Linked DNA regions of Mus musculus: all the other regions are linked to region 2. A link is a loop called in an ENCODE intact Hi-C map of the cell type or tissue named here. Cell type or tissue: heart. All regions are shown on one strand.

Evidence for each region. A loop is a pair of places that touch in the nucleus more often than their neighbours do. Peaks named below come from ENCODE experiments on the same cell type or tissue, not always from the same donor. Only the 100,000 strongest peaks of a DNase experiment are listed, where the experiment ranks them.
Region 1: it touches region 2 in a loop (2.0-fold over the local background); 2 of 42 quality-filtered maps call a loop at or near these places.
Region 3: it touches region 2 in a loop (2.2-fold over the local background); 3 of 42 quality-filtered maps call a loop at or near these places.

What each region holds. Positions count from the first base shown.
Region 1 is chr5:147,426,963-147,434,962 of GRCm38, forward strand. It overlaps Pan3 (PAN3 poly(A) specific ribonuclease subunit), which reads left to right and starts at 3,194. Exons shown (of 19, transcript NM_028291.5): 1 at 3,194-4,047. The coding sequence starts at 3,618. In heart, no CTCF peak of the experiment used is centred here; DNase peaks (open chromatin) are centred at 3,189, 3,909 and 4,319; H3K4me3 peaks cover 3,279 bases; H3K27ac peaks cover 2,460 bases.
Region 2 is chr5:147,719,089-147,727,088 of GRCm38, forward strand. It overlaps Flt1 (FMS-like tyrosine kinase 1), which reads right to left and starts at 6,923. Exons shown (of 30, transcript NM_010228.4): 1 at 6,583-6,923. The coding sequence starts at 6,646. In heart, a CTCF peak has its summit at 3,905 (motif pointing right); DNase peaks (open chromatin) are centred at 2,563, 6,083 and 7,033; H3K4me3 peaks cover 4,181 bases; H3K27ac peaks cover 1,991 bases; H3K27me3 peaks cover 5,388 bases.
Region 3 is chr5:147,669,012-147,677,011 of GRCm38, forward strand. It overlaps Flt1 (FMS-like tyrosine kinase 1), which reads right to left. Exons shown (of 30, transcript NM_010228.4): 8 at 7,310-7,427; 9 at 4,522-4,691; 10 at 3,553-3,712. Among named protein-coding and RNA genes, the nearest start is that of Gm35383, 13 kb to the left of the region's middle. In heart, no CTCF peak of the experiment used is centred here; a DNase peak (open chromatin) is centred at 3,160; H3K27ac peaks cover 402 bases.

The DNA.
Region 1 (8,000 bases), 290 kb before region 2:
ATATCTATGTACTTTTATCACCTTAATAAAACTATGGCTAATGTTTGGAAGCAATTACTCTGATCCTTATTCTATTTTTTCAAAACATTACATATAAAGCAAATATAATGTTGTATCATGTAATATTAACAGAGCATCATAAATGCAAGTTTTCATGGCTATTTTTTTAGCTGCATAATATTCCAAGTTGACACTCCACTACTGATTTCATTATTCTTTGCATTTATAGTCTGGGTTACTTGCAACTTTCTTTGTTGGCTTTCTTGAGTAATACTGCAATGACCACACTATAATATACAACTTAGGAGAGCTACCTTCTTAGTGTGTATCTGTTTAAGGACAACAGTGGTATTTTAAGCTGTTAATTTTCCAAGATAAGGAAATTATAGCCAATTTACTTTCAGGGTGTATGTGTTTGTGGGTGGGGGGAGTATGCCATCGGTGATGTTAAAGTACTCCCGTTCCTCCAACTGAATTCTGATTCATGAGTGAAGGAGAGAGTATTTGGATATGTATCATTCTCGACACCCTTTGCATACTTAAGGACCCCCAGGGGTAACTGTGTAACATTTGATTGTGATTAATCTGACACTACCAAAGCTGCCCAAGTATCTCAGTCTACTTTTCTCTAATTTGTTCAGGATAGTTTAATATAATTTTGTTAAATGTAGTACTGATGACAAACTTTAATACTGCTTCTTCTAATGACTACCTGTGAACTTCTGAGGCTCAGTCTTACACATCTTAATTTTATATCTATATACTTTTTTTTTATGAATGTATGTGCATGTGTGTACAGGGTACACCTGAAAGTCTGAGGACAAATTCAAGTGTCATCCTTGGAAAGGCTGTCCACTTTTTCTGAGATGAGGTCTCTCCCTGGCCTCCAGCTACTACCAATTAGGCTAGATCGGCTGGCCAGCTAGCACAGCGGGCTCTTCTGTCTCTGCTTTCTCAGCGTTGGTGTTATATGCACACCACTATGCCTAGCAATTTTTACTTGGATTCTGGGGACTGGAACTCAGTTCTTCCAATCGCAAGGCAAGTGTTTTCCTGACTGAACCATCCTCAGGCCAGGTCTTGTTATGTCAGAGCCTAGCATAGCTCTTGCTTGGTATGTAATCATCATTGATTCTCATTTAAGGTTAGTTTGAACAATATGTTGAATGTAGCTTAAATTTATCAAGCCCTGAAACACCACCTTCCATGGCAAGTCTTTAAGACATGCACGTTTATTTAACACCAATGAAGCATCCAATACAAACAGCACACACGACTCACTAGGTACGCCCTGGATTGGAATGAATAAACTTTGGGCAATTTCAGGCCTTCCCCTGCTCAGGGACAATTTGCCTTTCTTTTATTGCTTCTCGGCGTTCTTATGGGGATCCCTTTTCTTTTCTTTTTTTTTTTTTTTAAAGATTTATTTTTATTTATTATATGTAAGTACACTATAGCTGTCTTCAGACACTCCAGAAGAGGGCGTCAGATCTTGTTACAGATGGTTGTGAGCCACCATGTGGTTGCTGGGATTTGAACTCTGGACCTTCGGAAGAGCAGTCGGGTGCTCTTACCCACTGAGCCATCTCACCAGCCCGGGGATCCCTTTTCTTCTTAAAGGAAATGTGAATGTTGCTACTTAGCATTTTGGAACCTTGTGATAGTTTCTAATTGCCTTCAAGAAAAAGTCCAATCCCTTAATACTGCCTGAAAAGCACTTCTGCGAACTCTGCTCAGCTGTGTGATATCATTACACTACTAAAACCCTACCCCCATTCACCTGGAGACCTCCTTCACAAGCTGTTAGCTTCGGCTAGAATGCTCTTTCTCTACACACCTAGCAGCAATAAAAAGCAAGTGCTAGATTGAATTCTTCCCAAACACGGGACATTTTTATGAACCACTTCGCTCATTATGAAGTGGATACTTACTTAATCTCAAATGTACAAAGGAGACACAGAGAAGCAAGCAGGTTCCAAAGGCAGGTCTGAATTCAAGGATGCTGTAAACACTCTCCCCACTCCCCAACAGTTCTCAGTAGGAGTTCAACTCTTTAAATCCCCTCTAACAGCTGATGTTAACACTAGACACTAATTCACATCTTATGCCTCATTAGCCGGAGGATAAATAAGCCCTCTGAATTCAGGTCCGACTGCATCTGGTTAACTTTTGCATCCCCAGCTCCTTGGGAACATGTAATTAACATTAACAAATACCTGTTGGATATTTAAATGAGTGAACACTGCGTCCACGCAGAGATAGCAGCTTAGAATTTCCCTGGGCAGCATCACTAGGCTTACCAGATTGGGATCTATATAGCATGCATCTCAACCTCACCCTTTTGGCAGTGTGAAACTTTATATATTCTTTTGTGACTTCGTCAGGCTGCCACGATTCCTTAAATGCTGCCCACACCCGTCCTTTTCATAACAGGGATTTGTCTTTTGAGAAAATCTTTTAGAGAAGATTTCTAAAACCCTAATATCAATTTTTCACTTCACTGCGGTTCAATTGTCTTCACGCCTCTCCCCTTTAAAAAAAGGTGGTGGTGGGGGGAGCAAATTGGAAATCAATGAGGGGAAAACTTTTTTTTAAAAAGTGAATTTCGAATGCAGAGTAGGAAAACATTCCAGCACATTTGGAATTGGGTCTTCCCGTGCTGCCAAGGTAGCACTGTCCCAGGTGGCACCTTTGAGAGAAAAAAATCCCGAGGGCCATCAAAGCGGAGGAAACAGGTGCTGCTCTAAGCAGGGGTTTGGTGGCATCCAGGGTTCTGGCTCCATCTTTTGACAAAGAGCCCAGAAGCTAAGGCTATCTGGCCAGTAGTCCATCACCTTCGAGGGGGAGGATTTAAAAAAAAAAAACAAAAAAAAAAAAACAAAGGCTAGAGGGGTGGCGGAGCACAGGGAAAGGGAGAGGAAACGTGACAAACGGAAGCAAACTCTCCTCTCCGGGGAGCGAGGTTGGGCTGCGTCCCCTTCCAAGGACCTGAGACGGACTGTCATTTTGTGTTTTCCCCTCCAAGCGGACTACCACCGGGTCTCGTGAGAGCCTCGGCGCCGCCGCCGTGGGGAAGGCCTCCCTCCGAGGGCTCGGGCTGAAGCAACCGCCTCCGGTCAGCTCGCGGACGCCCCGTGGGGGCCACGCCTGCGGTCCCCCACCCCCGGGCCAGGCCTCCTACCCACAAGGCCCCGCGCCACTCGCGCAGGCGCAGAGGCGGCGAGCGTCTCAGGAAGAGGAAAATGGCATAAACAAGTCGGGAGGACCCGGAGCGCGAGCCGACGAGCGAGCGGAGGGCAAGAGTTTAAAAACAAACCGGCGGCTCCCTCCCGCCGTGCCTTTGCCCCACAGCTTCCGGTCGCCGCCGCCTCAGGGTCGTTTCTCCCCGCAGCCCCGGCCGCGCGCCCACCGCGGCGTCCCGCGCGGCCCCTTTAAGGACAGCGGAGAGGGAGAGGGAGAATCCCTGCTCGCCGCCCGCCCGCCCTTCCCCCTCCCCGGGCGGCTCCGGCTCCCTCAGCGGGGCCCAACCCGCCCGCCCGGCTTCCATCCGGCTCCGGCGGCGGCTCCTTCCCGCCCTCGTCTATGGTGGCGGCGGGGGACGCGGCTGCGGCGTGGCCATGAACAGTGGCGGCGGCGGTGGCCTCCCGCCGCCCTCGGCCGCTGCCTCGCCGTCGTCGTCCTCGCTGGCGGCGGCCGTGGCGGTGGCGGTGGCGGCCTCGTCGGGCGTCGGGGGCGTCCCCGGCGGGCCGGCGGCGGCGGCGGGCGTGAAGCTCAAGTACTGCCGCTACTACGCCAAGGACAAGACGTGCTTCTACGGCGAGGAGTGTCAGTTCCTGCACGAGGACCCAGCCGCCGGCGCGGCCCCGGGGCTTGGCCTCCATAGCAACAGCGTCCCGCTGGCGCTAGCGGCCGCGGCCGGGGCCGCCTTTCCTCCGGGAGCGCTCCCGGGCGGGGGAGCGGGGCCGCCCGCGGGGCCCAAGAAGCCGGAGCTGGGCGTCCCGGGGGCGGCGACCGCGGGCGGCGGACTCGATGGCCCGCGGGTGGCGAGTAAGTGAGGCCCGGGCGGGGTGGTGCGGTGCGGGGTTGGTGCGGTCCGGGCGCGGGGAGGAGGCCTGAGCCTGCCCGCTTCCCCTCACCTCCGGGCCGCAGGAGAGGCCTAGGCCCTGCGCAGCCCTCCTTCCTTCTTCCTGTTTCCTCTCTGGGCTCCGCCGCTCGGGGCAAACCCCGGAGCTAGGGGAGGCGGGTTCCCGGGAGCGTGGGTGGACGGACGGTCGTGGTGTAATTGGGGTGGGGTGGGGGGCGCTGGGAGTGGGGTGCGGGGAGCAGGGGGGATGGGCTGCGGAGTGGAAGCAAGGGGGTGTCGCTTCCGGGTTTGTGTGTGTGTGTGTGTGTGTGTGTGTGCGCGCGCGCGCGCGTGTGCGTGGAAAGGGGCTGGGTCTGCGAGCACATGTGTCGGTGCGTGCTCGCGTGGAGCGCGGGCTGCCGAAAGTTGCCGGCTGGGAACTCCTTCTAAAGGATGTCCGGGGCCAGGGGTGGGGGTGCGGGGAGGAGAGGTGTATGAAGATCAGCTTTATTCATTTATTTATTTTTAAGTAAGCACAGGTTTAATAGAGAGCTTAGGTTAGGAATTTCCCAAGACTTGCGCTCAGGCAGGTTTCTGGAAAGCCAGAGTAAGTGAACTGGGCGTCTGCAGGGATCTTGTCTTTCCCATGGCGTTATACCGAGTGAACTTGCTCAGCACTGGGCCTCAAGAGCGTCTCGCACCCCGAAGGCTTTCGTGAGAAGAATTTAGGGCTGTGTACGTTATAGCTGTTAAGTTAAGTGGAGTTTGCTGTTACTGTAAATGCTTTGAACATTAGAATTAGATGCTTGATTTCCTCTAGTTTTAGATCTTGTGATAACTTGATAGTCAAGTTAACTTGAACTTCAGAACAATCTGTCTTTAACACAAACAACCTGATAAAGTGGTTTACTACTTACTGGGATAATTTATTTTTAACAGCCCCCCCCCTTTCTTTTTTTTCTTTTTTTTTTTTTTTTTTTTTTTTTTTTGGTCTCTTGTTTACCGAAGCTTAAATGGTAATAAATTTAGATGCTTTGTAAAGAAGTTAATTTCCTGGTGGGATGTAGCCGTTAATTTTTTAAAAATTACGTGTGTGTGTGTGTGTATGTATGTATGTATGTGTGTGTGTGTGTCATTGTCAGTGTGCTCTCACATAGCATGAATGTAGAAAGGTAAGAGGACAGACAGTTTAGGGGAGTCATTGCCCTCCTACAGCATGGGTCCTAAAGCTGGAACTCAGGTGGTCAGCCTTGGCAGTAGGCACTTTAACTACTAAGGCTTAACAAGCAAGCGTTGTCTTTGCCCCCTTCCTCCTCTTCTGTTTCTTTTTTCAGACAGGGTTTCTCTCTGTGGCCCACACTTGTCTGATCCCCCTGCCTCAGCCTCATGAGCTGGGAGTATAGGTTTGCCATCATGCCCAGTGGAGCTTTTGTTTAAGGTAAATTGTATGAAATGAAGTTGTGCCTCTGGTTCATTTAAGGATAATGTTTGATTGGTAAGGAATGAAAAAAACAGTATCTGTCCTAAGTTGGCTTTTTGTTGCTGCTTTAAAACACCATAACCAAAAGCAGCTTGGGGAGGAGGGAAGGTTTATTATGCATTAGAGTCAGTTATTGAGGGAGCCACACACAAGCTCAAGGTATGAACCTGGAGGCAGCAACTGAAGCAGAGACCAAGGAAGGAGGCTGCATACTGTCACTCTGGCTTGCTCAGCTACATTTCTTAAGCCTAGGCCCACTGCTGTTAATGGACTGGGTCCTCCTCCATCAGTAGACAGTCAAGAAAATGCCTTACAGAAATGTCCACAGACCAGTTTATTAGAGGGAAGTCTTCCTTGCCTAGGTGAGTGGTTTGTGTCAAGTTGACAAAAATTAACCAGCATAGTGACTGCCTTCCAAACTAGGACACCTAAAAGTGCTGGTCCTTAACGTGTGATCTTTCTAAGGTCGCAGTTGGACACAAGAACTGGGAAGGTCGGATAGAACTAAGTGAAGGAAGGAGCTGAAGGAATGGCACATGTGTACATGTGTGCCAGGTGTGGGATGCTCCTGCACATGTGTACATGTGTGCCGAGTGTGGGATGCTGCTGCACATGTGAACATGTGTGCCGGGTGTGTAATGCTGCTGCATGTGTGTACATGTGTGCCAGGTGTGTGATGCTGCTACACGTGTGTACATGTGTGCCGGGTGTGTGAGGACAGTGTACTTGTGTCCATGTTTATCTGGTATATTTAGGTGGAGTAAACCCTAGGGGTTCCTCTCAGGAGGGTGCGCTCCTTATCTGAGCAACAGAAAGCAACTGAGATAGAATCTTTAGACTATAGGTGGTTAATGCTAGGGACATTTAAATACTGTCATTTTAATAGCTGATTAAATAGCTGGGATCAGGTGGTTCTTTTTCTGGTTTGTTTTTTTTTTTTGAGACAGAATCTTAATATGTATCATTGACTGTCCTGCAACTCAGATATCTGCCTGCCTCTGCCTCCCCAGTGCTGGGAATAAAGGCATGTGTCACTTTGTCTGGCCTTGTGACATTTCTTTAACATAATAGTCCACCATCCTCCTTTTCTCATTGACCTTTCCACTGTGCTAGGCTTCAGTTAATGGCTGTTCTGTATTTGTACACTTAGTTATTCAATCTGTTCTCAAATAGCCTCTTAAGATAGCCTTCACCAGCCGGGCGTGGTGGTGGCGGCGCACACCTTTAATTCCAGCACTCAGGGGGCAGAGGCAGGTGGATTTCTGAGTTCGAGGCCAGCCTGGTCTACAAAGTGAATTCCAGGACAGCCAGGGCTATACAGAGAAACCCTGTCTCGGGAAAAAAAAAAAAAAAAAAAAAAAAAAGATAGCCTTCACCAACTAATTAAGTGTACAAGGAAATTAAAATAGATGACACATTCCAAATATTGCCATTTAGAAACATCTGGATTGTGTTAGTTGATGTGCTATTAGAGCATTCTTCAAGTGAATCTTTAATAATAATGTAACTGGGCAGGAGATCATAGTGGAACTGCTACTTGATAGATTTTTATGTTCCCCCATCTGGCCTCTGTGGAATTGTATATTCATGTGTATATATTTTTAAGCTTTTAATTGAAGTTCCTGTTTAAACATAGTCCAGTTTTGTGTTGCTATAACCGAAAAACACAGATTGAACAATTTAATAAAAAAACAAACAAACAGGAATTTCAGGGTCTGGCAAGATGGCTTTGAAGGTAAAGGCATTTGTCAAACTAAAACTTGAGTTCAATCCTCAGGACCCACACGGTAGTAGGAAAGAACCAACTCCTGTAAGTCCTCTGATCGCAGACTAACTGTATTGCCACTCGTCCCCAATAAGTACGTATGTATCTAAAAAGGGAAGGAAGGAAGGAAGAATTGCAGCCCTGTATCCCAGCACTTGGTAGATGGAGGCAGGAGGGTCAGAAAGTTCAGGGTCATCCTTTGTCACATAAGAGTTAGGGGCTTGCTGGGCTACAGGAAACCACAAGGAAAGGAAGCATATCTCTGTTTTGGAGGTTGAAAAGTCCAACATGAAGGTACTGGCCTGTGTGGAGAGGTATCCTCCTCAGCAGGCTGTCCTGGGACTCTTCTCTGTAGACAGATCCATCAGCCTCTGCCTCCTGAATGCTGGGGTGCATCACCACATCCTGCAGAGCCACCTTTTACTAGGCCACCCCTTCACCTGTTACACCAGGGATTTAGTTTCTAACTCATGGACTTTGGGGATGGGGGTCATATTCAAATGGAAGCATTTGACTTCTGAACTCTCAAATGCTCTCCTCACTATGCCCACCCAGTGCATTCCTTCCATCTCAGTCGTCACAGGACTGTTAACTTCTTCCATTATCAGCTTAAGCATGCATGCAAAGTCCAGAGCTGCATCTGAGGCAGGTACGGGTGAATGATGAATTCTGAGGCACGGTCCTCTACCCCA
Region 2 (8,000 bases):
TGACCACAAATCCTTCACTAAATCCATATTTCTCCATTTTGAATGTGGCAATAAAAAGCACCTGGGGATTTTGCAAATGACCAGTTCTTATATACTGTGAGCGAGTGTGTGTGTGTGTTTGTGCGCCTGTGTGTGCGTGTGTGTGTGTATGTGTGCGCCTGTGTGTGCGTGTGTGTGTGTGTGTGTGCGTGCACGTGTGCCTGTGTGTGTGTGTGCGTGCGCCTGTGTGTTCGAGAATGCATGCATACATACACTTAAACTGTTGGCTATTAAGAAGAGTGCTGGAGTGTGTTGTGAGCATGTACAGGGTTGGGGTACAGTAAAGACAGGGACCAACTTGAGCTCAGATCAGAGATACAGATCTATTTTTTTAAAAATTCAGTGATAGAGGCTAGAGAGATGGTTCAGAGGTTAAGAGCACTAGCTGTTCTTCCAGAGGACCCAGGTTCAATTCCCAACACCTACCCAGTGGCTCACAACCCTCTGTAACTCCCATTTCAGGGTCTCTGACACTCTCACACAGACATACACACAGGTAAAACACCAGTGCACATGAAATAAAAGTAAATATCTAAATGTAATAAGCAAAGAAATAAGTTCAGAGATTGTAGTTTTATTTTCAGCTATTGACCGGTTCTTTCCTTACGTTTAAGGTTTTAATCTAAAAACTTGATGTGTGAGGCTGGAGAGATGGCTCAGTGGTCCAGAGCACTGGCTGCTCTTCCACAGGTCCTGAGTTCACCTGCCCCTGGGAGCACCCAGATGGTGGTTCCTGACCATCTGTAATGAGGTCTGATTCCCTTTTCTGGTGCGAGTGAAGACAGAACACTCATATACATTAAGTAAGTAAAAAAGTCTTTTTTAAAAAAATGGTGTGCTTGTGTCTGCATGCTAGCCCTGTGTGGGGATACTTTCAGAAGACTAGAAGAAAGAATTTGACCTTCAGGAGCCGAAAAGGTGCCCAACATGGGTACTGGAACTGAACTCTGGTCTCCGGGGGGAACAACTGCTCTCAGTCATTGTTGACTCAACTGAGTCATCTCTCTAGCCCTTAATTTTCTTTTAATTGTTAACTGAGAAAACCACATGCTTATGGAGTAAGGTGTGATGTCCCACACGCATACAGCTATTGGGAACAATCTCATTAAGTAATCCCAGAGGCCCCGCGGGCAGGCAAGAACACATGAACAAACAGGAATTAAATAAAGCATACCTTACTCTAAGAGGTGTCCTTGAGAGGGCTGTGTGGTGACCCTACTCACTTATCCTCCCCAGCAACATTTCTGAAGAACTTAGAAACAGGCTCTTCCCCAAAGAGGAAGGACACATACAGGCAGCTAACATACAAATGGTGCAGGTGACAGCAACCACAGGAGGCTGCATACTTGGGTCCCAGGACGGTGGCAGTGGCAAGGTGAAGCCCCCACTCTGTCTAGTGCTACCAGGAGGAGCTGCCCTGCTGCCCTGGGTTTCCCTGGTAGGGAGGGGGGAATTGAGAAGGGGGCCAATGATCTCAGAGGTGGCCCAGCCCTAAGAAGGAGGGGCAGAGTTGGCATAAGTGGAACAGAAGGTCGAGGGACCAAATGACAGATTAAACCAGCACAGAGAGTATTAAACCAAGGGCTCACAGAGGAAAATCTTATAAATATGTTCATGGGCTACTAAGCAGCTATACTTTCTAAGTTTGTTTGTTTTTGGATTTTTTGCTTTTTGTCTTTTTGTTGTGTTGTGTTTATAAGACAGGGTCTTTCTGTATAGGTCTGGCTGTCTTGGAACTCACTCTGTAAACCAGGCTGGCCTTGAACTCACAGAGATCAGCCTGCCTCTACCTTCCGAGTGCTGAGAGCAGAGATGTGTACCATGGGGCATGGAGGTTCTGAATGTAATGCCTTCTCCAATGAGCTTTAGTGGAAGAAATCTCATAGTTAAGGTGATGTTGGGAAGGCAGCTCGATGGGAGAGCCTTTGCTGAGCTACTGAAAGGTGCTAGATTTGATCCCCAGCACCACAAAATACTACTACTACTACTACTACTACTACTACTACTACTACTACTATAAAAGTGAGTAGATATCATGGTTCAGGAAAGATGGATGGAAGTGCTCAGTCAATGAATATCTGCATCTCCCTCCCCACTTTGTCCGCGTGGAGGAAATGCACAGATGCGGCAGAAATGTGGACTTCTGATTGACCTTCAGGGGGGATCATCCTGGGTCTGCCACTGGCCAACGCGGGGCCTGAGAAAATATCCCAAAACTGCTCTCTCCACTTTCAAACCTGAGCCCCCATGGAACTCTTACAACAAATGTGTGTGTGTGAGAGCCAAGATCGAGGAGTCTCCCTCCCAAGGAGCCTGGCATGGAAGACAGAGGCAGGAATCAGAAATGGTCTTCAAGCATCCAGGTTTGCAAAGGCAGATGGGAAATGCCCAGAAATTCTTGACATCCCCCCACACACACACACACATCCGGCCAGCAACAATGCAGGAAACCTCGCTCACTATCTTCAGCAGACGGAGTAGAACCATTTCCTTAATGAACACCCACACACACCCCCGACAGTGCTGCATGCTAAGTCTGAGGCTTCTCTCTCCAGTTCCCTCAAATACTCCATTCCTCCCATTTCCTTCCCTTCCTTCGGTCTGGAACAAAGTCCAGCCATTTAATCATCAGGGTGCAGCATCCCAGGAACCGCAGGATTCGGCCTCCACGGCAGTCCTGGAAAGTGTCTGGCAGGGGCCACATCTTTCCTCACGAGCCGCTCTGCTCTGTTAAGCTAAATCCAACACAATACGGTTTTGTTTTGTTTTGTTTTTAAATGCTTTCAGCTGCTCGTGGTATAATATATTTTTACTTAAAATAGAGCCCGCTGTGATCTTCAAATGTCCTCTTCCTCTCTACACACTATCAAGGACATTGAAAAATGGTTCTCAGCCTGCGATGACAGTATAGCACCTAGTGTGTGCCGCCAACCACACAGCACCTAGTGTGTGCTGAGCCAAACCCTGCTCACTAGTTCCCAGCTCCTCGAACTCCCTTTTTATCCCGAGGCTCACCTGCACACACAATCAAAACCCCTGCCTGTCCTGTTACTTTGTATTCTCTTAGCTTTACCGCAAAAGCCAGGGTAGAGATCAGCCACATAGTTTCCCTCCACAGAACCACTTTTCTGAAGGGAAGGGGGGCAAGTGTCACTATAAAGCCTTTTTCTTTTTTGGGGGGGGGGGAGCGGGGTATACATATCACTTCAAGTTCTATATTATACACATTCAAGGATTCAGAAATTGTCCCCATAGTTTCGGAGAGGAAAAAAAAGTAATGACTTGGTTGGTCTTTTAGAAGTCACAAAAAAATAGGTTTAATTATTAAATAAGAGGTTTACTAGCCTTGTTGTAATCTGGAACAGTTTTAGAACATAGCTGTTTAAAAAAAAAAGAAATTAAAAAGATTAATTTTTTAAAGAAAGAAATAAGGGGTGGGAGGTTAAAGAGACAGATGTCCTCAGTATAGGTAATGTGATTTAGCCTCTGTCATAGTTACACATTCTGCTAGGGAAAAAAAAAAAAAAAAAAAGACCCAAGATAGTGATGTAGTGGCTGAGGCATCTGGGACACATCCTCCATCAGACCACCCCTGCACCCCCTGCAATGCAAAAGGAAGCCCACTAAAGACTCAGTTAATTGGTTGGTCTAGTACATTCTACCAGAGAGAAAGATGAGGTGTGACCCCGATGGCAGCAGCAGCCTAGCTCATCAGCTAGGGTGTCAAAGGGCTTAGCACCCATTAACATGCAGAAGAATGGCAGGGAGCCGGGAAACCGGAAGGACCCCATCTGTTTGCTTTGTGGAATTCCTTCACTGAATGTTATAGTTGAAAAGGAGCCTTCGGAAGTCAACCATAGTTTTAGGCCAGGTGGTGGCAGCCCACACTTTTAATCCCAGCACTAAGAAGGCAGAGGCCAATCTGGTCTACAGAGTAAGTTCCAGGACAGCCCGGGGTACACAAAGAAACTCTTGCATAGAGAAAACAAACAAACAGACAAACAAAAAAACAAAATTTCTCCATTTTTAAAAGAAAAATGCCAATTGGGGATCATTTAAAAAGAAACTATATAGCCTATTAAAGACTTTTCAACCAGAAAAAAAAATGCTGCACTAATAATTTTTTTAATAGAAAGCCTAGTTCACAGTTTATCTGCAAGATGATTGATAAGTTGGAAAACAACATGGACCCACAAGGGTCCCAAATAATAACCATTTAAAATATGCAACTTTTGGAAAAGCACAACTGTGTAAGCCTTGGAGAAAAAAATTAGAAATCACTATGTAAAACTATATATTAAAAAATGCATTCTAACCAATTTGGGAATAGGTATTATTATTAATTATTATTTTTGAGAAAGGGATTCCCTGTGTGGTTCAGGCTGACTTTAATTGGCTCCATAGCCAATGTCCACTCTTGGTTAGAACTCACCACCCTTCTGCCTTAGGCCTTGAGTTCTCAGGATACAGACAGGGCACTCACACCTGGCTGCTACTATTTGCATAATTTTTATTTTAACTCAGAGTTACTATTGGGAATACAATACACACACCCCAAGCTCACAATTTAAGTATTTCTAATTAGTTCTACCAAACTCTAAATGTCAGCTGCTTAAAAGTAAGGGAGAACAGGAGAAGGAGAGAGGGAAGGAGGAAATGAGGGGGAAGGGAAAAGAGAGAGAGCGGCGCGTAAGACAGACAGACAGATAGACAGACAGACAGACAGAGCCGGACAGAGACAGAGACAGAGGGGATGAGAGAGATGAGCCAGCGCAAGAGAGCACACTGGTGTGGAGCTAATCAAGGGTGTGGACTTAAACGAGAGTGTGTTGTCTTAAGCCTTGAAGAGGAGACTGAACTTTTATAGAGACACTGGTCTCGATAGCTACAGAGAGGACCGGTAATTATGGTAGTTAGGGCGTTGGTAACTAATAAATATCGAGGCTAGAACACCTGATGGGGCTCAGCGCCTGGCTAGCGGCGCAAAGCGACTTTGTACACTTTCCCTGAACTGCTTCAATCTGCCTCCACTGTTCGAAAACACAGATAAAATTACGCTTAGCCAAAACCAACCACGCTTTAAAATTAAAAAGTAGAGACATGTGTCAAGCAGAAAATCCAATAAAACGCCTGTTCCCCCCACCCTGTAACTTAAGGGTTTGCAGTAATTTTTTAAGCTAGTTTTGTCTTTATATAATAAATCAGTATTTAAACTCTCTAAGCGGTTGCATTTCCGTATAAGCAGCTCTTCGAAAATATTTGTGAAATAGAAAATACAATAACTCGTTTAATATCATTATTTTAGAACCTAACCAGCCACGTCGGATTCTGGCTTTGCCATTTTAGTCCGTTTTAATTATAAACCCCTGTTCATTACTTTGAAACGAAGTACAGTCTTCCCATTTCAAAAGGCTTATTTTTACTGTCTTTTAAAACCTTGCTGCCTTTCTTTCTGGGGCCACTACTATTCTACCTGACTCTTTAGTCTCTATCTTCTTTCCCAACCACGCTGGTTTAAATAAAGACGCTCTGGTATGCGTCTCTGCGCAAAGGGACCTCCCGCCTGCAGACCTGGAGTTAGAGTTCCCGAGGTCCCTCCAGCTTTTTGACCCTTGGATGACGACGGTCTCCACATTAAATGCTCCTAAAATCTGCCGGCCCCTGATCGGTCGCCCCCCCCCCCCCGCCCCGCGCTTTTCATATCCTAGAGAACGCTGATTTAGGAGGTCGCAAACTTCACCTACTACTTAAACCACAGCTTTCAGTCTAAATTGTCAGGTGGTTTTGTTTTTTTGTTTTTTCTTCTAGATTCATAACCTAAAGGTAGGGCTTAAAATTCCAAAACTTGCTGCCGGGTCGCTTTGGGTCACTCACTCACTCCGAGGACCTGGACCGCACACCCGCCCCACACCGCGGAGGCCCCACCCGGGAGACGGCGCTCCGCGAACTGCTGGGAAGAAACCCTGCAGACTGTGCGTTCCCCAGCTTCCTCCGGACGGACCCAAGCGGGTACGGGAGTCAGAGCTGGCCCTTCTCTGGGCTCCATCTGCTCGCCGCGGGCACGGGACCCCTCCCAATTTCGTCCTCCTTTGCTCTGGTGGAGCGAGCTCATCGCTAACGACCCCACCTCTGTCCAGCCCCGGGCAGCCTCTCTGACATCTAGCTTGCTCCAACTAGCCCTTGAGGACTCTGCTGCAGCCTAGGAGCAGGCTCTGGATGCTGAAAGGTCCACCCGTGTGGTGATCTGCACTCCCAGAGTCTAAGGAGTGAGCGCCTACCCGGGAACCCGGTAGGGGACTAGCGGCTCCGGCTACACCCGGCAGGCACTCTGGCTCTGACCCCAGCGTGGAGCTAAGGAGAGTCTAAGCGGTGATGCCAACTTCCAGCGGCGCCCACTTGGGGGGTGGAGGGGAAGACGTGTGTCCCGAGGCGTACCCGCTGCTACAAGTGTCCCCGGCTCCCGCCGGAGCTCGCTTCCCCCGGACCACCCCGTGGCTGCCCATCCCCGCCGAACTCCAACTCATGGTCCCTGGCGCGCCTCACCTGTGAGAAGCAGACACCCGAGCAGCGCGTAAGGCAAGACCGCGGTGTCCCAGCAGCTGACCATGGTGAGCAAGACGCGGCCTGTTGGCCCGGTGCCCGCGCTCTCCGAGGCCGACGGCGCAGCCGCTCGAGCCGGTCCCCTCCTGCTTCTGCTTGGCGCCGCGAGAGCCCTTCTCCGCGCCTGCAGCCGAGGGGGGTGGTGTGGGGGGATCCTCGCCGTCCCGCGTCCGCTAGCCGCTGCGCTTGAGTCCCGGAGCCCGCTCCGAGCAGCAGCCACCACCACTAGCACTACCTCCCGGGAGTGTCCGCCACCGCGCTCCGAGCCTCTCAAGGACCTCGCTGAAGTGCAGCCGAGGGCGGGGGCGATTTATAACCTTTCCCCAGCCCACTTCCTACCCCGGCACCTCCTTCCAGTGACGTCAAGGGGTCCCCCACCCCTCATCCGCCTCCCCACCTACCCTCTTCTTCCTCCCGGAGGGGCGGGGGCCGGCGAGGGCGGGTAGCCCGGGGGCCAGAGCGCGCGTGCGGTGGCGCTAGGCGCGCGGGTCGCCGGACAGGTTCGCAGGTTCAGGGTCCTTGCTCTGTGCTCTGCTGCCCCAGCCCCTCCTGCCCATCGCTCTCAGGAAATCCTTACCCAGCTCCCTCCACCGAGCTTACTCAGCTCTGGTGACCGCCCGAAACTGAGGAGGGGACCGTCTAAGTGCACCGCCCTGCCCCCGGGGCGGGAAGTCTTATCCTAGGGAAGCTGGCCGCGCCTCCCGCGACGGTGTCCCTGGCACCGAGGAACGAGGCGCAGTCGAGCCCTCTCCCGAGCGGTCCCGCCGGTCCCTGACCCCGCCAGACTGTTGCCAGACAGCGAAGGAAGGCGCCAGAGACCCTCCGCTTAAGGCACTTGGACCCGGAGCGTCCGAGGGAACCGGACGCCTTGCCAGGCACCTTCGGAAAGAGCGCGGGGCCGCGCGGGTCCCAAGGGAGGGAGTCTGTGTCTTTTTCGGCTGCATTAATGCACCCGCCCAAGCCATTTCCTCAACCCTCTGCTTCCTAGAAGCAAAACAAGGAATAACATGTTACCTTAAAAAAAAAAAAAAAAAAAAAAAAAAAAGCCAAGGCGTGAGACACGCTCCTGCAACTTGTAAGGGCCAAGAACTTGAACTCTAGGTCTGAAACGCTGGATGGAAAACAAATCTTTTTGGTGGAAGCCGGCTAGCCAAGATGACTGACTCGAATGTTCTTGGAACAAAAAACGGGTGAAATTAACTTGAGACACTAGATCATTTACGATGACACTAATTCCACGTTGTTCCTCAATTATGCATCCATTAACTGGAAGGCTGAAGTCGTCCCGGCCTCCCCGGAGCAGCCCAGTCTTGTCCCTGTAAATACTGCAGGTTTGAAAAATAGCCTCAATAGAACCTGCC
Region 3 (8,000 bases), 50 kb before region 2:
AAGTGAATTCAATTGGGTATGGGCTATGGGCGAGGCAGCTGGTTCACCAGCTTGCTCTGCCCCGCCCAAGCCTTATCCTCCTTACAGGGCTGGGCAGAGCTACTTCCTGCCGGGTGGGAAAGGATGAGCAGCGTGGTCAGTGCCTAGGGAGTCGCATCATGCTTCCCGCCCACCTCTCTGCCCTTCCTTTTACTTTTATTTTAGTCTTCTTAGTTCCTTTTTTTTTCTTCCTCTGACTTGCTTGTATCCGCTCAGACTTAATAGATTTCTATTTTTATAGCAAAGTGAACTTGCATTCGACTTCCCATCATCCCTATCCAATACTTTTCAGAAATGGTCATTATCGTTTCCCATGTTGTGAAATTCGTTCCGATGTAGGCAAAAACATTTCCCTCCATGTTCCTCAGAATGGACTTAGTATGGGTCTCCGAGAAATGCGGTCCTCCAAATGCTAGTAAAAGCCCAGTCTCAGATTTCTCTGTCACCGTGGGCTCTCCCCAGACATGTTACCTCTGCCTGTGAAGTATGTTTAATTATCTTTATTTACATTAACAGATGATGTGTAGAGGGTCTCCAACATGTAATACTCCTGCGGAAGCTGCCTAGGGTGATGCTAAGCTACCACAAAAGAGGGTCAGCAAATAACTAGATGTCTCTATTGATGGTTAAAAATCAAGACAAATAGTCCTCAAACCCCACTTCACTCAGGGCTGACAATTTAATTCTATTACAGTCACCAGAAATTCTCTCCTTCTCTGAACACCTTACCATCCAAATGTCGGATAGGGAAATGGGCGATCTTCTGTTATTTCCTCTTGATCATTAGTTATAGAAACTTACATAATATCCTCACTTTATTCTTAGTGTTGTTCTTAAAATTGATGCCTATAGCCTATAAACCACCAATGTAATGTGGTGCTGTGATACTTCCACACTCGTACACATTGTATCATGTTTAAACATAGCCATCTCTTCAAACATTTCTCATCTATTTGTGTCACTAATGCTGAGTATCCTTTCATCGGTCTTCTTGCATTATAGAACATGTGGCTGTTATTTATAGCTATGCTACTGTGTAATAGGCCACCAGGACATATTACAAATGCTTTATAAGAATGAATTACAGGGGAAACAAAAACCACAGTATTACTCAGTTGAAACAAAGTTCATTTGTATCAACTATTTTATCAATTTTTTTTATTTGTTTGTTTTGTTTTTCGAGACAGGGATTCTCTGTATAGCCCTGGCTGTCCTGGAACTCACTTTGTAGACCAGGCTAGCCTCGAACTCAGAAATCTGCCTGCCTCTGCCTCCCAAGTGCTGGGATTAAAGGCGTGCGCCATATTTTAACTAAGAAATTTTAGGTCCATTGGAGTTCTGAAGTTTTAAAATATTTGTCAGATTCTAGGAAATGCTGAAATTCAAGTGGTCTGAATCTCTCTTTTTTTATTAACTTGTCTGTATTAAGTGGCTGGTCATGGAAATACAATTAATAATGTTGGGACACCAAAATAAACTAGGCCTTGAGCTGTAGATATTGAATTAGAGTCTCAGATTTAAGCACTAATAATTATTCTGCACATATATAACTATTACATATATGTATAATCATTCTGAAATATTAGGCATTTTTATAATTGAAGATCATGCATAGAGACTACCATGCAAATATGTAACTCAAAAATAAGCATAGCAGACACTTCCTGATTCAAGGAAGGAATCAAGGATAGTAGGCACTATCTATCTCACATGTCTAGCTTGTCAATTGTTAAAGTTAAAAATAAATAGTAAGATGACTTTAAAAGGATAATTCAAATAGTCAAGAAAGATTTAAGGCAATACTTCTGAGTCTTGCAATGTTTTTTTTTTTTTTTCTCAAAGGAGTAAGACATCTTTCCAGGACCTCCTGAACATCCTTCACAGAATGGGAGAAAGATCGCACACCGCAGAGATCAAAAAGAGAGGCGCTACACACGGCATCCACCTGGGCCCCCTCGTTTCATTTCATGAGCCTCATTCAACCCCAAACTCATACTACAGTGTCCTGACCTCAGAACTGAATTTTTTTCTAACATAGTTACTCTTAGAATTCAGTTAAGAGCAACATTGAAGCTTTAGGTTTGATAGTGTTAAAACAGAAATTTAAATATATGCATAAAAGTCTATGCTAGTTCATAAAAATGTAACTCTAAACTTGGATCCTGACTGACTAGTTTTTCACCAGTTCACTACAAATGCCTATATTTGAGGCAGATCCACCAAGCGTGGATGCTTAACTAAAACTAGCCAAATAATAAAAAATCACAGCGGTCCATTCTCTTGTATTCTCCATGAAATGTTCACAAGTCCTAAATATTTTGCAACTTCTATTTCTATTCTTAGAAAATGACTCTCAAATGAAAAATCGGACTTATGTGGAAATAGCTGCTTCTCATGAATTCCACCTCTCACCAGTAACTTTCCACTATCATTATACCGTGTCCTAAACAAGGGATTAGCACAGCGATGGAGAATCTCAACTACGGGAAGATCCAGGAAAACCAAATAGCCATCACAGAATTATCCCAGGCTTGCTTTTTAATCAAGCTAGTTTGGGAGTTTGTTTGCTTTAGTTTAATAGCAATCGTCCCTAGCATCCTCCAGGGAGAGCTAAAAGCAACACGGAGACGAGATGAGTATGGTAACCCTCGGGTACTTTCAGTGTTTTAGTCTCCCGGTTGTACTTGGCCATTCTATTCCTGTCCTTCTAATTCCCTCCCATGAATTATCACAGGTATCATCTCTCTAGACTAAACAACCGGAGACAAAACAAACAAGGATCAGTCGTGGGCAGGACGCAAGGAGAACGCCGGGCGCTTGACAGAGGGTAGGGTTGCATTCATTGTACAAGCTTATACCAAGCATCTGCTAAACGATTGCAGTTGGCTGATCCAGAGCCTAAGGAAGAAGACAGCTGGGCACATGGGCCAACACAACAAGGATGGTGCGTGATGACAGCTACCGCCTATACTGTGGAGGGAGAAGTGAGCTGGAATGAGGCAGACCAGAGGGTTCACAGGGAAGGTAACGTTAGGAGCTGAGCCTGGGGGTCTGATAAAAAAACCAACTTCTTAGGAGACAGACAATAGGTGGAAGCAAAATCCAGACAGATGGAAAAGCATGGGCTGAGCCCAAAATAGGAAACGGTAGCCATGTGTTACGAAGAACTTGGATTCCAGCCAAGGATGCGAAAACGAAGAGTAGAAAGACCAGGGTGACTGACGGAGGAGAAGAGCTCTTGGCAGGGCTACTCAACTGGGAAAGGGTGCACGAAAATTCTGAGTCACATAACAGCTCCCCGGTCCCGGGAAACCGTGGTTCTGTCCCATGTTCCTGTGATCTCATGAGCCAAGGGTAGGGTGTCTGTCTCCAATGAGAAGGAAGACCTACTGTCTGCAGGCTCGAACACAGGGAAAGCCTCTGCCCCAAATCCAATATACATCTGGTAACTTCCAGCCACTAAAGAATCTAGTTGGTCTTTGAAAAATCACTGAAGACATTAACTGTCCCTACCTTTCTTTGGAGTGATTGTGGTGACAGGGGTGCCAGAGCCACGTGATTGTTGGCCGAGGGATGCCATACACGGTGCAAGTGAGGACTTGTCTGCTGCCCAGCGGATAGAGAGGTGGGCTTGGAAGCGAGGACACGGACTTTTCGTAGATCTGAGGTTTCACTAGAGAGGAAGAGAAGCAGAGTGAGGTCAAGGGCAGAGCCGGGGGCTTCCTCCGGGAGCTCTCTGGAGAGACCAGTCACACTGGCTTTGGATGCCGCGGGTAGGGGAGCAAAAAATGGTCATATTACGTAGAAAAATGCCTATTGGTGAGACATAAAAGCCACCTTGCATACAAAAGATAAGAAAACATGAATAGTTGAGCCGTGGTGGCACACTCCATTAGTCCCAGCATTTGGGAGGCAGAGGCAGGCGGATCTCTGAATTCAAGGACAGCCTGGTCACAGCCAGGGCTACACACACACACACACACCACAGAGAAATTGTGAAGTGGTTATGACAGGGACAGAGTGTGGCGTTTTTTCCTCTGTTTTTCCGTGGTGCTAGGGATAGAACCAGTGTTTCCTACTTAGGGGGCAAGTGCTCTGCTACTGAACTCCATCCGAACCATTAGAAGCGGTTTAAGAATATAAACATGTATGTGGGGCTAAAGAGATGGCTTAGCAGTTAAGAGCACTGGCTGCTCTTGCAAGAGGATCTGGGTTTGATTCTCAGGCTGGCTCACAACCATCTGTCAGTTCCAGGGGAGTTGACATCCTTTTCTGACCTGCTCAGACACTAGGCATGCATGTGGCACACATACATACATACACCACACAGGCAAAACACTCATATAATAAAATAAAATAAACTCAAGAATCAATTTTTTTAAAAAAGTTTGTTTTCCTTGATAGTTTATACTGACTTTCGAACCAGAAAACGATCATTAACTTTGCCCTGGGGTCCAGATCTCACAGGAACATTAAACTTACCGTTTACAATGAGAGTGGCAGTGAGGTTTTTAAATAGCCTTGACTGCTTTATGCCCAGCAAGATCGTATAGTCCCCTGCATCCTCGGTTGTCACATCTTTGATAATTAATGAGTAGCCATGTACCAAATAGCGAGCAGACTTCAATGTTGCAGGCGAGCCATCTTTTAACCTGTAGTTAACAGCATGGTGTGTTAGTCCCTTCAGTAGCTGGGTGATGTCACTTTGACTGGCATGTGCCCTTTCTGTTTACAACCTCAAGTGGATTAGTTTTGAGTCTTTGGGTATCAGCACTGGTTTTTGTTTTGTTTTGTTTTGTTTTTTTAAAACAAAATCTTTGGGCACTAAGTACTGGGTAAAGGCAGGCGAGGGTTTTAGACTGGGTAACATTTCATCTTTATTCACAAAGAGGATGAACTAAGCTAAATGAAGAAAAGAAAGTGGTGGCTTATTGTCCCCTTAGGGGTGTTGGTGGCCATCGGGTCTTAAGAACTAACTCAGAGGTTCCAGTCTGACTTAGTCCACCGAGCTGTTTGTTAAGTGTTTTCCTTAAGCCTCCATGAGAAGAACAAGAACTCAGCTGGACGTGGTGGCGCATGTCTTTACTCCCAGCACTGGGGAGGCAGAGGCAGGCGGATCTCTGAGTTCAAGATCAGCCTGGTCTACAGAGTGAGGTCCAGGACAGCCAGGGCTATGCAGAGAAACCCTGTCTCGAAAAACAAAAACAAAACAAAGTAAAACAAAAAGAAGTTCAAGTATGAGAACGCTTGTAAGTCGGATCCACTAAATCTGATAAAAATAAAAATAGAGGCTCCTATTGTGGGCTCATGTGGAGTTCTTATTAATTACACAAATGGTCACACCAATTGTCCATAGAGAAACAATCAAAGGCACCAAGCAACAGGAGTTTTAAAATGTTTTGAAAGTAAAATCAATGCCTTGATGTTCTCTGTTTAGACGAGTCAGGTGGCTTGGCTCTGCCCTATCTGCAGGCTTCTAGAAGTTCTTAGGAGCCCTTTGAACTCAGATAGTCTATGAATTCATTTTATATTTTATTATTTTTATAATGTTTATTTCTATTTTATTTATTTGTTTGTTTACTTGTCTTTATTTATTGGAGTTTTTCAATGCAAAGTTTCTCTGTGTAGCCTTGGCTGTCTTAGAACTCACTCTGTAGGCCAGGCTGACCTCAAAGTCAGAAATCCACCTGCCTGTGCCTCTCAAGTGCTGGGATTAAAGGCATGCCCCACCACTGCCTAGCTATTTTATATATACATAAATATACATATTTATCTGTATCTGTATATATATGTATACATATACATATATGCTGAAGAGGGCATTGGGTGCCTTGAAGCCTAGTTACAGTTTGTTGCAAGCTCCATGTGGGTGCTGGGAAATGAATTCAGGCCCCCCTGTAAGAATAACCAGTGCTCCTAATGGCTGAGCCATCTCTCCAGCCACTGATTTAAATGTGCATTTCTTTCAATAGGCCCTGTCATTTGTAGGGAGTACACCCTGCTGTAGAAGGAGGCAGAAATGGTTCTTAGGCCTGTAGGCCTGGGGACACACTCTCTGGACCTCACTTCCAAGGCAGTCAAAATAGCTATGCAGTATTTTAATGACTACAAATATCATTTTAGTATTGTTCAGTTATGTCCTATCAACAAGACAGCATTTCAAAAGTGGATTATGTTATTCTATTTGTTCCTTGCTAGGTAGTCACTAAGGAAATCATGAATAGACGAAGGTTCTGTTCAGACAGGAGAGAGTGAGGGTGCTTTCTCTGGTCATAAAATTGTTACAAACTTTTCTATTAAATTTAATACTTTTTCATTTCTTAAATTATATTTTGTATGTGTTTCAAGACAACTATGAAGTCCAAATAACTTCTTAGATACTATGAAACAAAAATATCTGTTAATTTCCCACTACAGTACTATGAAGGTAGAGTATAGAGTTGCAATTTGTTCTTTAATTCCATAGTAAGTATTTGGGTTTGCTGCAAACAAACCCTGTAGGGCTGGGGGCCACAAGCTCTGGGGAGGATTTTCCAGAATGGTGGAGCTTCTGTGTCATATGGCTTATTTTCCTAATCAACTGTGAGTGGCTAAACCTTTTGTTTAAAATGGAGTGATTTAAGCCAAAGATAATGGCATTAAAAAGTAATTTAACAAAATGACTGCAGATTCTAAACAGATTGCATTGTTTCACAGTGGTATTATACTGGTTTGACTTTTTAAAGGAAAAAAAAAAACTGTGTAAGACATTTCTGAATATGCAAACTGCAAGCCAAAGAAAACCATAATTAATTCAAGTAGGTCCACTTGTCCACACCTACAAATGAACAAGTCCTGCCACTATTAATGTTTGTTGGAATTTTAAAACAAAGCTGGAACTTTCAACAAAGCCTCACAGAAAGGAATTATTTTTGGCCTCCTCGTTACAAGGGCCCACTTCTTCGGGGTTAATAGAGCATGCTACACATTCAAGATGCCTCTGAGTGGCCGCCCAACACATCTCACTCAGAGAGCGTTGACATCATAGGAAGGTTTTGAGAAGCAGGAATTTAGTATGTGTGAGCACGCAAGCCTCTCAACTCTTGCTTTACCTACCCCTGGGCACTGCTTCCTTGTCCATCCATCTCTCCCCAAGAGCCACTACCCAGAAACCAACATGGTGTGTACAATTTCTCTTAGTGTCTCTTTCAGGAGTGTCAGTCACTCAACTCCATCATCTTCCCGCTTATGAAAAGTGTCTTAAGTGACACTGAAATGATTGCAGTCCTACCATACGATTTCTGGGGAGGGGAAGGCCTTCACTTTCATGGACAGCCGATAGGACCGTCTTCCTGCTGTGGTTTCCTGCACCGGCTGCTTCCGATGTTTCACACTGATGAATCCTTTTTCTTTGAGAGAAGAAATGACAGCGTGTAAGGGAGGGATTCATTTCTGTGAACGTGAGCTCACCCCCTCACTAAGAGGAGATGCACGCGATCAACCACTGAGAACTGGTGGAGCCTGTCATCTAATCCAAGTGTTCATCAATAGATGATGCTTTCAGGCCAGCTAGCCCTAGAGACAGAAAGCGGTCACCTGCCAACCGGGAGCATCAAACTAAATCTGTCACAATAGCAAGGGACAGACGGTATTTCTAAATCTACCCGGCTGGTATAAGGAAGATGGAGAAAGGATCTGGGCTGTAAAGCCAAGCTGTGAGAACTCGAAGAACAGACAGCTCCGGCCTTTCACTTGTCCTTACAGAATTTACAACTTAGCATTAAGCAACCGTTTGGGGATCCCGTGATCATTAAACTGGGGGGTTAGAGGAGCATTAATTCCGAGTAATTTATCATACTTTTCTACATCAACTTCATGGGTGTAACCATCCACAAGCCTGAAGCAGGCTGAGCCAGACCTTGACTTTGTTGCCACTAAGGAGATCACCTAGGGTGGAGCCTGCCTCCCTGGATCACTCTATT